Linked DNA regions of Homo sapiens: region 1 is linked to region 2. Evidence: chromatin contacts called from ENCODE Hi-C or POLR2A ChIA-PET data. All regions are on one chromosome and are shown on one strand. The core of a region is the stretch at or near the end of the contact, and the rest is flanking DNA. Distances in the headings are between cores, read along the strand shown. Region 1 overlaps GALM (galactose mutarotase). Region 2 overlaps LINC02613 (long intergenic non-protein coding RNA 2613).

Region 1 (6,998 bases), core at 369-2,868, 220 kb before region 2:
CCCTTTCTCATAACTAGAATGAATGTTCCTTCTGGGTCCCCTATGCCCACCACAGTCTGGCAAAGTCCAATTGATCGTTCAAGAATATTCTCTAACATAATTTCTTCTTGTGAAATATTCTAACCTCTATAGCCAGGACCAATCTTTTTTTTCTTTGTTCTCATTATACTTAGAATAGACTTTTCTCAAAACGTTCATCATATTATGACATAATTACAGGATTTGTCAAAGTCAAATAAAATATAGAGATGAATCTCTCAATGTTTTATTTGAGAATCACAGAATTGGCCAGGCATGGTGGCTCATGTCTGTAATCCCAGCACTTTGGGAGGCCGAGATGGACAGATCACTTGAGGCCAGGAGTTCAAGACCAGTCTGGCCAACATGGTGAAACCCTGTCTTTACTAAAAATACAAAAATTAGCTGGGCATGGTGGTGTGTGCCTGTAGTCCCAGCTACTCTGGAGGCTGAGGCAGAAGAATTGCTTGAACCAGGAGGTGGAGCTTGCAGTGAGCTGAGATTGTGCCACTGCACTCCAGCCTGGGCAACATAGTGAGACTGAGTCTCAAAAAAAGAGAGAATCACAGAATTGCAATTCAGAGTGCACACACAGCCTAGGTGGTCCTCAGCATGTCTGGAAAACAAAGAGAAGGTTGGGAGTTTTATTAGATATACATATTTTTTGTTTTTGCTTTTTTTTTTGTTTGTTTTTTTGAGTCAGTGTCTTGCTCTCTCACCCAGGCTGGAGTGCAGTGGTTTGATCATAGCTTACTGCAGCCTCAAACTCCTGGGCTCAAGGGATTCTCCTGCCTCAGCCTCCCGAGTAGCTGTGACTACTGCAGTACATCACCACACCAGCTATAATTTTTAAATTTTTTTGTAGAGATGAGGTCTCACTATGTTGCCCAGGGTGGTCTTGAACTCCTGGCTTCAAGTGATCCTCCTGCCTCAGCTTCCCAAAGTGCTACGATTACAGGCGTGAGTTGCTGCACCTGGCCGGGAGTTTTATTAGAAAGAGAAATGTTACATACTGTTCTGAAAGAACGCTCATTGGCACTAAAGAAACTTCTGGGAGCTGGCAGGCTCTGACTCGTGAGTGACAGCAGCAGGTGAAACTAGTGTTAGAGTCACAGCAGGTCATTTTAGCGATTACTAGGGTGAAACTGGTCTCAGGGTTATAGCAGGCTGTTTCAGCTTTGCAGAAAAATCAATTCTTGGAGCAGGTGCTATGTACCCTAACTGCTCTTTTCCCCCGGCCTCTCAACTCTGAGTTAGTTGGGTATGACAATGACCCAGTTTGTATAACCAACTTTCACATATATCAAGTGATGTGTCTATAAGGAAAGTGAGGTCCTAAAGGGCAAGAATTGTGCCCTATTTATCTCTGTACCCTCTGGGCATGAAGCAGAGCCTTTCGTTGATTGAAAAACTGATGAATGAAGGCAGGAGAGGCAGAAAAAAACCCAGAGGCAACTGTGTATATTGTAGCATCTGGTGACGAAGAATGAAAGATCTAGAAAGGGGCTTAGGAATTCCCTCATCCCGTCCCCTTACTTTGCAGATGGTGAGTTTGAGCCCCCGGCAACTGAAGGGACTTGCCCGAGGTGACACATCTGCATAGTGTCAGAATCTCCACTCAGGCACTTTCCACCTCCCTCTGGAGTGTCCGACTTGGTCACAGCCCCTTACGCCCCCAACCCCGACAGTTGCTCTTGATTTTTCTCACTAAGAATTTAGAAAATGAACATGCAGTTTTTCTAGCCTTGGTTTATCTGCATATATGACTTTGTGCTTTGGTGCTAAGAATAGAAGGAGCTGTCAAAATAGCTCTCAGCAATGCTGAGTGTTCAGGAAAAAGAAGCGGAAATGGAAGGGGTACCCTCAGACAGAATGTCACATCCTCCAACTTTAGTTCTGAAGCCACCAGAAAGCCAGGGGTGTCGGCAGGGAGAAGCAGTTTCTGAAGAGGATTTCTTATTCTCCTGGAGGCCAGATGGGTGTGTATTAAGGTCTGGGCAGCAGTGCCTGGCAGATGAGGGGCTCTGACCCAACAATCTAGGGTTACAGCTCTGGGCCAGAGGAGCAGCCCATGCCCTATTTCAGAGAATGTCTGACTGCAGACAGCATCAAGGGCCCACTAGAGGTTGTTTTCATAAATACAGAGACCAGAAACTGCATGATGACAGCTGTGGAGGGTGTAGGGGGTGGGGTTAATCAGGGTTGGGTTTATTAGGAGCACACAAGAAGGAGGGAGGGGGCAAGAGAGTTGAGTGTGTGCAAAGGGGTGATTCTCATGACGGACTTCTTAGTAGAGACAGGGTTTCACCATGTTGGCCAGGCTGGTCTCGAACTCCTGACCTCAAGTGATCCAGCTGCCTCCGCCTCCCAAAGTGCTGGGATTACAGGCATGAGCCGCCTCACCCGGCCCGCATGATGCGCTTCTGTTCTAGGTGGGGGGGGGGGGTGGGGGGGGGAAGGGAAGGCATAGTTGGGGAGGGACAGTGAAAAGGTAGTAGTTATACCAAAGAACTGTATGTTCTTGTGGTGCTGAAGAATTATTGGAGCTGAAAGACATCTAGAATAGCGATCATGGAAGGTTGCAAAGACAGGTCATGACAAAGTCAAAGAAGTGAGCAGCTGAGAAGGGTGAAGGACAAGATCATTGGATGAGTGGATCTCAAGCTGAGTGGACCAGGCGCGGTGGCTCACGCCTGTAATCCCAGCACTTTGGGAGGCCAAGGAGGGCAGATCCCTTGAGCCCAGGAGTTCAAGACCAACCTGGGCAACCTGGTGAGATCCCGTCTCTACAAAAAATTAAAAAATTAGCCAGGTGTGGTATGGTGCACACCTGTGATCCCAGCTACTAGGGAGGCTGAGGTGGGAAGATCACTTGAGCCTGGGAGGTCAAGGCTGCAGGGAGCCATGATCATGCCACTGCACTCCAGCCTGGGTGACAGAGTGAGAGCTCGTCTCAAAAAAGAAGCAGAGTGGTCAGGGTATCACCAACATGGATAAGAAAATAATCAAGGATTATGACAAGAGTGATGTTAGAGTGACAGTAAGCCAGGAAGAGGTGGAAGTGACTGGGACGGGGGATGACTTAACAAAGAGAGTTCATGAGGGTGTTACTCTAGCCACTACAACTGCCTCATTTTTGCAAGAAGATGAAGTAGATCTGATCACTGGAAATAGGACTTTATAACATTCCAGATCTCTGTCACAAAATATTAAACCTTCCTCTTTCTATTTGCATTCTTGACAGAGTTATAATTACCTGCACTCTGAAAGTGAAGGAAAAACTCACTGCCTTCACAAAATCCATCTGCCTTGATTCATATCTCTTGTCTTACATAAGAGATTCACACCCACATTCTATTATGAGGAATTTGGCCTTTTCCCCATGACTGCTTGTGGCAGATTGCATTCTTCAAAGATGGCCACAGTAGTCTAGATCCCATCCACATGCTCTCCTTACAATGTGATGTTGATACTTCTTCACTGAGCCGTGGAGTCTGTGTTTCCTCTTTTGAACTTGGATGGACCTTTTTAACCACCTTAACCAAAAGAATGTGGCCAAGTAATGCTGTGTGATTTCTGCAGCCAGGTTATGTAAAAGGCTCCAGCCTCGCCCTCTCTCTCTCTCTCAAGACATTTGCCCTTGGAGCCCTGCCACCATACTGTAAGGAAGCTCAAGTCACGTGGAGAGGCTGTGTGTGGGCTGTTCTGGCTGACAGCCCCAGCAAGGCCTCCAGCCAACAGCCAACATCAACTGCCAGACATGTGAGTGAACAAGCCTTCTGATGATTCCAGCCCTGTTCTAATCTTTTAAGCTGAGGCCCTAGACATCATGTGCAGAGACAAGATGTGCCCTGTCTAAATTCCCCGCCAATAGAAACAATTAGAGATAATAAACGAAGTGCTGGAGTAATTTGTTGTATAGCAATAGATTGCTAGTATACTGCTAGCATCTAAGAGGTGATGTTTTCACCTCCTAGCACTGACTTCACAAATTCTGACAGGAGACTAATTTTCCTCCCTGGCTCCTCCTTGCCCCCACCCACAGCCTTTTTTTTTTTTTTTTTTTTTTTTTAACATAGAAGTGCCTTCACGTGATTATACCTTAAGAACATTAATCCTTGCAATTACTTTTGGATGGGGAAAAAACAAACACAAATTTGTTAGTTTACCAATTTTTGAGCATTTTCTATGTGCCAGGCATTAAACTGACCTCAGAAAGCCTAGAATCTGGTGGAAGAGACAGATTAAAACAATAAAAATTTGTTTATTTATTTAGAGACAAGGTCTCACTCTGTCACCTAGGCGGAGTGCGGTGGCATGATCACAGCTCAATGAAGGCTTGACCTCCCTGGGCTCAGGTGATCCTCCCACTACAGCCTCCCGAGTAGCTAGGACTACAAGTGTGTGCCATTGCGCCTGGCTAATTATTATTATTATTATTTTTTTTAGTAGAGACGGGGTTTCACCATCTTGCCCAGGCTGGTCTCAAACTCCTAGGCTCAAGCAATCCACCCGGTCAGCCTCCCAAAGTGTTGGTGTGAGCCAACGCGCCTGGCCAAAACAATAAACATTTACAGGAGAGTGTGAGACATGCAAGGAAAGTGAAATTCCTAAGGCTCTAGGGGAGCAGGGAGCAGCATCAAACTCAGCCTCGGGGGTCACTAAAGGTTCTCTGAGGTGTGACAGATCCTAATCTTTTTTTTTTTTTTTTTGAGACAGAATTTCGTTCTTGTCGACCAGGCTGGAGTGCAATGGCGTGATCTCGGCTCACGGCAACCTCCACCTTCGGGGTTGAAGCGATTCTCCTGCCTCAGCTCCCAAGTAGCTGAGATTATAGGTGCCCGCCACCACACCTGGCTAATTTTTGTATTTTCAGTAGAGACAGGATTTCACCATGTTGGCCAGGTTGGTCTTAAACTCCTGACCTCAAGTGATCCGCCCACTTCAGCCTCCCAAAGTGCTGGGATTATAGGTGTGAGTCACTGCACCCAGCCAGGATCCTAATTTTTTTTTTTTTTGAGACAAAGTCTCATTTTGTTGCCTAGGCTGCAGTGCAGTGGCGTGATCTCGGCCCACTGCAACCTCCACCTCCCAGGTTCAAGCAATTATTTGCCTCAGCCTCCCGAGTAGCTGGGATTACAGGCACCTGCCACCACGCCTGGCTAATTTTTGTATTTTTAGTAGAGACAGGGTTTCACCATCTTGGCCAAGCTGGTCTTGAACTCCTGACCTCGTGATCCACCCACCTCGGGTTCCCAAAGTGTTGAGATTACAGGCATGAGCCACCGCGCCCAGCCAGGATCCTAATCTTGGAGGGTAAATTGGGATTGGCTAACTGACGAGGTGCAGGAGAGAACATGCACAGGACTGGCTCCAGCCACCAGTGAAAGTGCAGCTGTAGCACAGGCAAGACACATTTATGCCACACACATTCTACAGGCTCCTAGCGCTAACTTAATTTTGAGGGGGAAGACTGAAGAAATGGGGTAGAAAGTGAACTGGGTCTATGAACTTCTGACCAAGCACTGATTACAGGAAAATAGCTTTTTTTGTAATATTTGGCCATGAACACTCTCTCACCCGGATGAATTTTAATTAAAAGCTTTTAATTTCTCATGATCTGAAGTCATTTTTTCCCCTGCCTGGTGGCCCTCATGCCTGACTCTCTGAGAAGAGGAACAGACGGTAATGATGCTGTAAGAGTCGTTGACTCTTGACGTTCATTCATTTTTAGACTCTTCCTTCCCAACAGATCCTCTTTCTAGCCCATCTTCACACAACCCAGTAGACAGTGCAGGAATAAAACCACAGTCCTGCTACACTCCTCAGCACAGGTCCATCCTGTTTATAATAACAATTAAAAATTATTTTAAGGGAGAAAAGAAAAAAGAAAGGAAATCTGACATAGACTTCCTAGAAAAATTTGGGAAATGAGTAGGAAAGAAATTTTCTCCAATAATTTTTTCTCCCCTAAAAAAGAAATACTTGGGCCGGGAGCAGTGGCTCACGCTTGTAATTCCAGCACTTTGGGAGGCTGAAGTGGGCAGATCACCTGAGGTCAGGAGTTCGAGACCAGGCTGGCTAACATAGCGAAACCCCGTCTCTACTGAAAATACAAAAATTAGCTGGGCGAGGTGGTGGCACTTGTAATCCCAGCTACTTGGGAGGCTGAGGCAGGAGAATCACTTGAACCTGGGAAGCAGAGGTTGCAGTGGGCCGAGATTGCGCCACTGCCCTCCAGCCTGGGCGAGAGAGGGAGATTCCATCTCAAAAAGAAAAAAAAAAAAAAAGAAAAGAAAAAAAGAAATACTTGTACAAATATTAAGCATGTTATTTGGAAACTGTCTTCTGGCTGGGGGCAGTGGCTCACACCTGTAATCTCAGCACTCTGGGAGGCCGAGATGGGAGGATCTCTTGAGCCCAGGAGTTCGAGACCAGCCTGGGCAACATAGCAGGATCCCCGTCTCTGCAAAAAACAGAAAATATTAGCCAAGCATGGTGGTGCGTGCCTGTAGTCCTAACTACTTGGGAGGCTGAGGTGGGAAGATCGTTTAAGCCCAGGAGGTTAAGGCTGCAGTGAGCTGTGATTGTGCCACTGCACTCCAGCCTGGGCTACTGAGCGAGACTGTCTCAAAAAAAAAGAAAATGGTTTTATATAATTTGTTCCGTATTTTGCTTTACAAATCTATGCAAGCTGTCTTAGGGCTCACATGGACTTACTCACTGATCTTGGGTATTTCTATGCCTCTGTAAGATTCAATTTCCCCATTTATAAAATGGAGCTAAGGCCAGGGATGGTGGCTTCCACCTATAATTCCAGCACTTTGGGAGGCTGAGGCAGCGGGGATCACTTGAGGCCGGGAGTTCGAGACCAGCCTGGCCAACACGGCAAAACCCTGTTTCTGCTAAAAATACAAAAAATTAGCCAGGCATGGTGGTGTGCACCTGTAACCCAGCTACTTGGGAGGCTCAAGCAAGAG
Region 2 (6,411 bases), core at 755-3,254:
GCCCAATGGCGAGGGGATGGCGGGGAGGGCTGGTGATGGCATATTCACTTTTGGACATGTTGGGGTTGCAGTGTCCATGGGAGTTCAAGGTGAAGGTGTCCAGTAAGCACTTGTCTGTTGGGACAGGGGCTGGTCTGGAGGCTGAGGGTGTTCATGGTCATTGAAGTCACAGCCCAGGTGGTGGGGCCATGAGAGTGACATTGAGAGGAAAAGAGAGCTGGGGCCAGAGCCTGACATTTGAGGGAAGATCTCTTTGTAGGTCGGGAAATAGAGCAAAACATGCCTCTGCGGGATTGTTTTTTGCTTTGTAAACTTTTCAACCCTTGTATATTCTTTGCTCCCTGGTGTTTTTTCAAAACTTTATCTTGTGTACAAATGGGCAGATTTCGGTTCTCCACTCCTGGACTATCCCTCTCATTCCTGCTAGTGCCTTCCCGAATACAGAACGCCATTGAGGGGGGGATTTAAACTGTTTCTGGACTCCAGTTGCCTCTCTTGTGACCCTGCTTTCTTTCTTTCTTTCTTTTTTTTTTTTTTTTTTTTTTGAGACGGAGTCTTGCTCTGTTGCCCAGGCTGGAGTGCAGTGGCATGATCTCGGCTCACTGCAACCTCCTCTGCCTCCCAGGTTCAAGTGATTCTCCTGCCTCAGCCTCCCAAGTAGCTGGGATTACAGGTGCATGCCACCACTCCTGGCTAATTTCTGTAGTTTCAGTAGAGACGGGGTTTCACCATATTGGCCAGGCTGGTCTCGAACTCCTGACCTTGTGATCCACCCACCTCAGCCTCCCAAAGTGCTGGGATTACAGTCATGAGCCACTGTGCCCAGCACCTGACCCTGCCTTCTATGCTAGGCTCCTGCTCCCAAGCGTCCTCTGCAGAGGCTCACAAAGACAAGCCTCAGTGCTAGCTCATGATCCCAGCAATCTCCCTGCACGCCACTTCTCCCCACCCTTCTCTGTCCATGTCTTGACCTGTTCCTACCTACTTTTTCCTTGGGTTCTCCTACTCACATTTTGAGTCTTGTTGCTGGCCCCGTCCAGAGGAAGCAGCCTTCCTGACTCTGTACCTGGCATAGCAACCTTAGCTTAATTTTGCCATTTCAGGATTTGAGAACCCCAGGCCCACTCCCCAACTTTTGCACTTACTGTTCTCCCTGCCTAGAACGCACTTCTAGAAGGGACCTCTGAGTTGGCCTGACTCAACTTTCAAAGCAGTGTAGGATTTTTGTACACCAAAGGTAGTTTTGCTTTCTCTATCACATGGATTGTACACAACTGTTTACTTGTTTTCGTCTCTCTTCTTGATCACAAATTCCTTGTGAGCAGGGACCCTGGTTTATTCATCTCGTATCTTCAGCACCTAACATACCACGTGGTTCAATAAATTTTTCTGTTGGACAGAACCCTTCTAGACTGGATCATTATGTCTTCACTCTGACAGCGAGGTGAGCGTGCGTCGGAGGAAGATGTTTTCCTCGCCTGAGTCCTGACAGGCAGTGTACTAATTAGCAACAGGTGAATAGCAGCACGCAACCCACATGCTTCCCTTACATAACACGCAGTCTTCTCCTGCTCCTCGCTGTCTCCAAGCTTTGCACAAGCCCCGGTTGCCTGCTCCTCTGCACCAGAGGTTGCAGGGATCACGCATCTCTTGGCCTCTCTAACAGATACCTGTGCTTGGCCTCACATATCTGGCTCGACAACCTGAGCCAGGCAGCCAGCAGGAAGGAATCGCCTCTGTCCTGGAATGTCTTGGCAGGTCTGGAATCCAGTTAGGGAGAGTGCTAGTTGGAATGTTTGGCTGGGAGGAGCGAGGAGGCTAAGGGATAACTGCATAACTGAGTCTCCAGGGCTCTAAAATCCCATTTTTCCTGGGGTTAGGGAGGAGACTCAGGGTTGAGAAATGCAAGATAATTGAATTTGGAAAGGAAAAGGAGATGGAAAGCATGTGAGCAACCTAGCTGCTGCTGGCGGATCACATGCCGGCCTCTGAGCACTTGTTTCCAAAGGCAAGAGCCAGCTGGTGTAGGTCTTAAGGGTACTTCTCAGTTGCCTCAGACACACAGCTCAGGGGAAGTCAAATGCAGCCGGAGCCCCCCTCCCCACATCTCTGTGTACTGTTTTGCACTCCCCTCAACCTAGAAAAAGAAGGAAGACTGAGTTGATCAAATTACATGCTGGCCCTGCTGTACCTCCTCCTCACCCCCAAGGTTAAAATTGTGGATTCAGTAATATGCATAATAACCCCGGAAACATTGAGTTCTATGGCACAGAAACCTTGTGCATTTCTGCAAAGGCAGTTTAAATACAAAAGCCAAAAATAGACCCATAAATAGCACAAGGGTGAAATATTTAAGACTCTGATAGCTCAATGGGCCTGCCGTTTTGCTAAACAAGTGGTTCTCAAACGAGATCGCAAGAAGGGCTTATTAAAATACAGATTGCTGGCCCTACCCCTACAGATTCTGCTTCTGTAGGTCTGGGCCGGGCAGACCACTGGGTCAGGTTCTGAGATCCCCAGTGATGCTGATGTTGTTGGTCCAGGGAACCTTGCTTTGAGAACTGTCTTTTTTTTTTTTTTTTTTTTTTTTTAAACAGCTAAAGAAACTTATTTAGAGAGAAATACGTAAAACAAATAGACAGAAAAGCTGCTATGTGAAAACCGGGCCTCAGGGCAGTCACAAGCAGAAGCCTGCAGATACTTTACATTGTCCCTTGTGTGGTAGGGTAGGTCACCCTCTCCCAACGGCTTTTCCAAAGGGTACCCTGGGATTCACACCCTTTCCGCTTTGTGGCTCCTACAGTGCCCCTTCCCCACAGTGCCTACTGCATCCAAACTCTTGGTACACAGCTAAGGAAAGGTGAATCTAGGATGCAGTCCACCAAAGACTATGGGATTTAGAGTTTAGAAAGTTCAGCTTGTATAGGCTGGGGCGGGGGTGGCTCACGCCTGTAATCCCAGCACTTTGGGAGGCTGAGGCGGGTGGATCACCTGAGGCCAGGAGTTCGAGACCAGCCTGACCAATATGGTGAAACCCTGTCTCTACTAAAAATACAAAAAAAAAAAAAAAAAAAAAAAATTAGCCAGGCATGGTGGTGTGTGCCTGTAGTCCCAGCTACTTAGGAGGCTGAGACAGGAGAACTGATTGAACCCGGGAGATGGAGGTTGCAGTGAGCCAAAGTCACGCCACTGCACTCCAGCCCGGGCAACAGAATGAAACTCGATCTCAAAAAAAAAAAAAAGAAAAAGAAAGTTCAGCTTGTATCAACCAAAAATATCACCAAGTTATTTCCAAGCCTTTCTAGTTTTCTGTTCCCTTCCATGACCCCAACCCTGTCTTTAAGTCTAGTGACTTTAAAAGCCAATATTTCTCCTTGAGTGATTTCCTCCACTCTTCCCCAAGAACACACATTTCTCTGCGGAAACTGAATTATTGCTTTTGTCCTTAGTTTCCTGGAAGAATCAAGATAATTTTCTGCATGGCCTTCATGTCAACTCTTTTGATTTCACTCCAGTATTTCTCTCTCATAGGCTCTCAATTCTTTCATGGAAACTTCCTGAGTTAAAGTCCGCTACGTCTTCCCCACTCTGAGATTACAGCATCAATTTCATCTCCTCTTGAGAATTCTCATTCCTCGCCCAACCAGCTGCCTTGGCCTACTTTAGACCACTTTGCTGTGAGAGGAAGTCACTCTCTCCCCTGGGGTTAAGCTCTCACTTTCTAGCCATAACCTCACATCTGTCACTCAAGTGCAACCCCTGCCCCACCCCCACTTTCCTCTGGTGGATGAGCATTGTGGTGGAGAGAGGGTGGAGGGATGGGAATAAGTGGGGGTGGAAGATGGGAGAGGTGGAGATTATTTGTTACTGAAACATTCATTTTAGGAAAAATCAGATCCTTGATTTCCTTCCTTTATGCTTAAAAAAAATGCAATTTGGTGTTGTCTTTAATTTGGGGTGAGGTTCCTTAATGGGTCCTGTCTTCATGGTCTCTGAAGGTCTTAATCAGACTGACTGCTGCAGCCCAGCGATCAAATCTTATGACTCCAGGATATTTCAGCGGGAGAACCTTGCACATTGCTTAATGAATGGGCTGTTTTAGTTTTACACTGTTCAAATATTTGCTGAAGGAAAGAGTGAATTATGCTCCATAGGCCTTAGCTTAGCTGGATGGTGGGATTCACAATTACAGTGTCACACCTCACGTAGACTCTACCTCAGAAAACATCTTACATTTAAAAATATTTTTGAGGTTAAAAAAGGCAAAATCTGCAAAACTTTTTTTTTTTTTTTTTTTTTTACCTCCACAAAGAAAACCTCAATGCCTCCTCCCCTCAGCCAAGTATAAAGAGTGTAATTTTCTCCTTGAGGAAAGTGACATAAGTCATCTGACAGGGCCTGCATGATCCGGGTCACTCACTGCAAGTGCTCCGGCAGCATCTTCCTAACACAGAAGCTTCCTGAGATTGCACATTGGCATCCGTTCGTGGTAAGGCTGGAGGATGGAGCTGTGCTATTTCTTACCTTAGGACTTATGAAGCAAGCATCTGTGGAAGCCGGGGTGACAGAGTCCAAGGTTTAGCTTGGGATCTGCTTCAAGGACAAAGACTTTTGTGTCATCTGAGCAAATATTAGGAACTGGTCACTGCTGTGTGCCACTCACAGCTCACATCTGGGTGTTAGGAAATCCAAACCTGCAGCCAAGGCTGTCATTCTGGCTGGGTATGAATGTATCAGCTACAAGAGGCTGCAGCCAAGTGCAGAAATCCAGCCAGCAGCTAACCCAACACAGAAGAGTCACTCTAAGTGCAATGGCCACCCTCTTCCTCTCCTGTTCTCCTGCTCCAGAGGGGAACTTTCTAGGGGTCATCCAGATGATCGTCTCTGGACAGCCTGAATTAGAACCACTGCAGAAACCAAGTGTGCACAGCTGAAACCACCCTCTGCCCCGGCCCTTTACCAAGCAGACTGGTCAGCCCAGCGAGGCCCCCAGCATATGGGGCTCAGTTCTTCAGGCTGCCTCCTTGGAAATGGCAGAGCAAAATCACTGCAGGCTGGGTGCATGCCCTCCCCACCCTGGGGCATGCCAATGGGGTCAGTGACAACTGTTTCCAATTAAGGGCTTTGCTGAGAAGAACAGACTGTGTTCTGGAAATAAAACCCCCTTTAAAAATGTCCACTTCATCCTGGACTCAAGATAGGAAATTTCAATGTTCCTAACCAGAAAACGTAAAGGCAAAGGAAAAGCTGGAGAGTCCCTTTTCTAAACCTTCTTTAGAGATATTTAAAGCAAAAATAATTCTCCATGCCTTCCCGAGGGAGCTCTTTAGGCCCAGGGTTGTTTACTCGACTTCTCTTGCTGATTTGGTGGCATGCGTGGGCTCATGCGCCCCTCTGCAGTAGGGTGTACATCCAGGAAATCGTGGAGTAGGGGTTTTGTCCAGGACACCACAAATGAGGCAATCCAAGTGACCATTTGTGGGACAGGTCATTACGAATGCCTTTCTTTTCTAGGGCAGGAAACTGAAGCTCTTGGGAAGGTGGAAGTTGCACGTGGTCTCACAGTCAACTGTGCCAGAATAGGAGGCCAGGAACCATCTCTGCTGGAGGAAGACCCACCACGCATCCCTTCAAGAATGCCAAGGTCCAGAGCAAGTGCTTCCCTTCTATGGGCACAGGAGGGCTGTGGGAGCCCACAGAATGTGCTTCTGGCCAGAGGTATGTGGCATTCTTTATAATAATGGACATTTGGGAGCATTTACTATGTGCTAGGCACTTCTCTTGACATACATTAACTTAATTAAGAAACCCTATAAAGTAAGTGCTATATTATTGCTATTTTACAGATGAGAAAACTGAGGCCCAGAAAGGCTAAGTAATTTGTCCAAGGTCACTCTTGTAGGAATTGGCAGAGCCATGATCTGAACTCAATCAAGTCTGATTCCAGAGCCAGTGCTGTTAGTTCCATGCTCTCCTGTCTCATGCCCCTCACTCTCTGGGTTTTAAGGACAGTTATTTACTTAGTCCATTGTATGACTGAGTATGTTCATGTACGTGATTCCATTTGATTTCTTTCTACAGCAGCCCTAGGACGTAGGTAGATTGAACAACATTGTCCCTATCAGGCGGTGAGGAAACTAAGACAGAGGTCAAGCATCTTTTTCAAGGTCACCTTATTAGTAATAAACTACTCAGGCTCCTGATTTTGAAGAAATCTTTGCTCCATTGACCCACGTGGAGTTAATCCTATGTGTAGGGTTAGAAACAAGGAGTAATGCTCAACACCCGATTTGCAATCTCAGTTGATTTAAGACCCAGGACTTACCTCCTACACATCATGACCTCCTTGCAAAATAGAATGGAATCATCGCCTCCAGGTGATACTAGGTTGCCAGGACAAGATGGGCCTGA

The links. Hi-C counts contacts between places; a loop is a spot of excess contacts on that map. ChIA-PET counts read pairs that join two places held with the same protein, here RNA polymerase II (POLR2A). Pooled maps may share reads with other maps.
Region 1: a loop to region 2 is called in a pooled map, with 2.0 times the contacts of the local background. The contact joins two enhancer-like sites. A Hi-C loop is called at or near these places in 3 of 50 pooled maps. POLR2A ChIA-PET finds 5 or more read pairs at or near these places in 4 of 52 experiments (A549, GM12878, WTC11 and 1 more).

What each region holds. Positions count from the first base shown.
Region 1 is chr2:38,717,507-38,724,504 of GRCh38, reverse strand. All of the region lies in intron 4 of GALM (galactose mutarotase), which reads right to left. All of the region lies in intron 1 of LOC124905993 (a long non-coding RNA gene), which reads left to right. Among named protein-coding and RNA genes, the nearest start is that of SRSF7, 30 kb to the left of the region's middle. RefSeq lists an enhancer at 1,382-1,431 and a silencer at 2,222-2,281. Within about 2 kb of position 1,618, at least 9 of the 41 ENCODE cell types and tissues checked have a DNase peak (open chromatin) inside an H3K27ac peak, as active enhancers do.
Region 2 is chr2:38,495,582-38,501,992 of GRCh38, reverse strand. LINC02613 (long intergenic non-protein coding RNA 2613) reads left to right here. Exons shown (of 5, transcript NR_110259.1): 2 at 5,515-5,718. Among named protein-coding and RNA genes, the nearest start is that of LINC02613, 17 kb to the left of the region's middle. Within about 2 kb of position 2,004, at least 10 of the 41 ENCODE cell types and tissues checked have a DNase peak (open chromatin) inside an H3K27ac peak, as active enhancers do.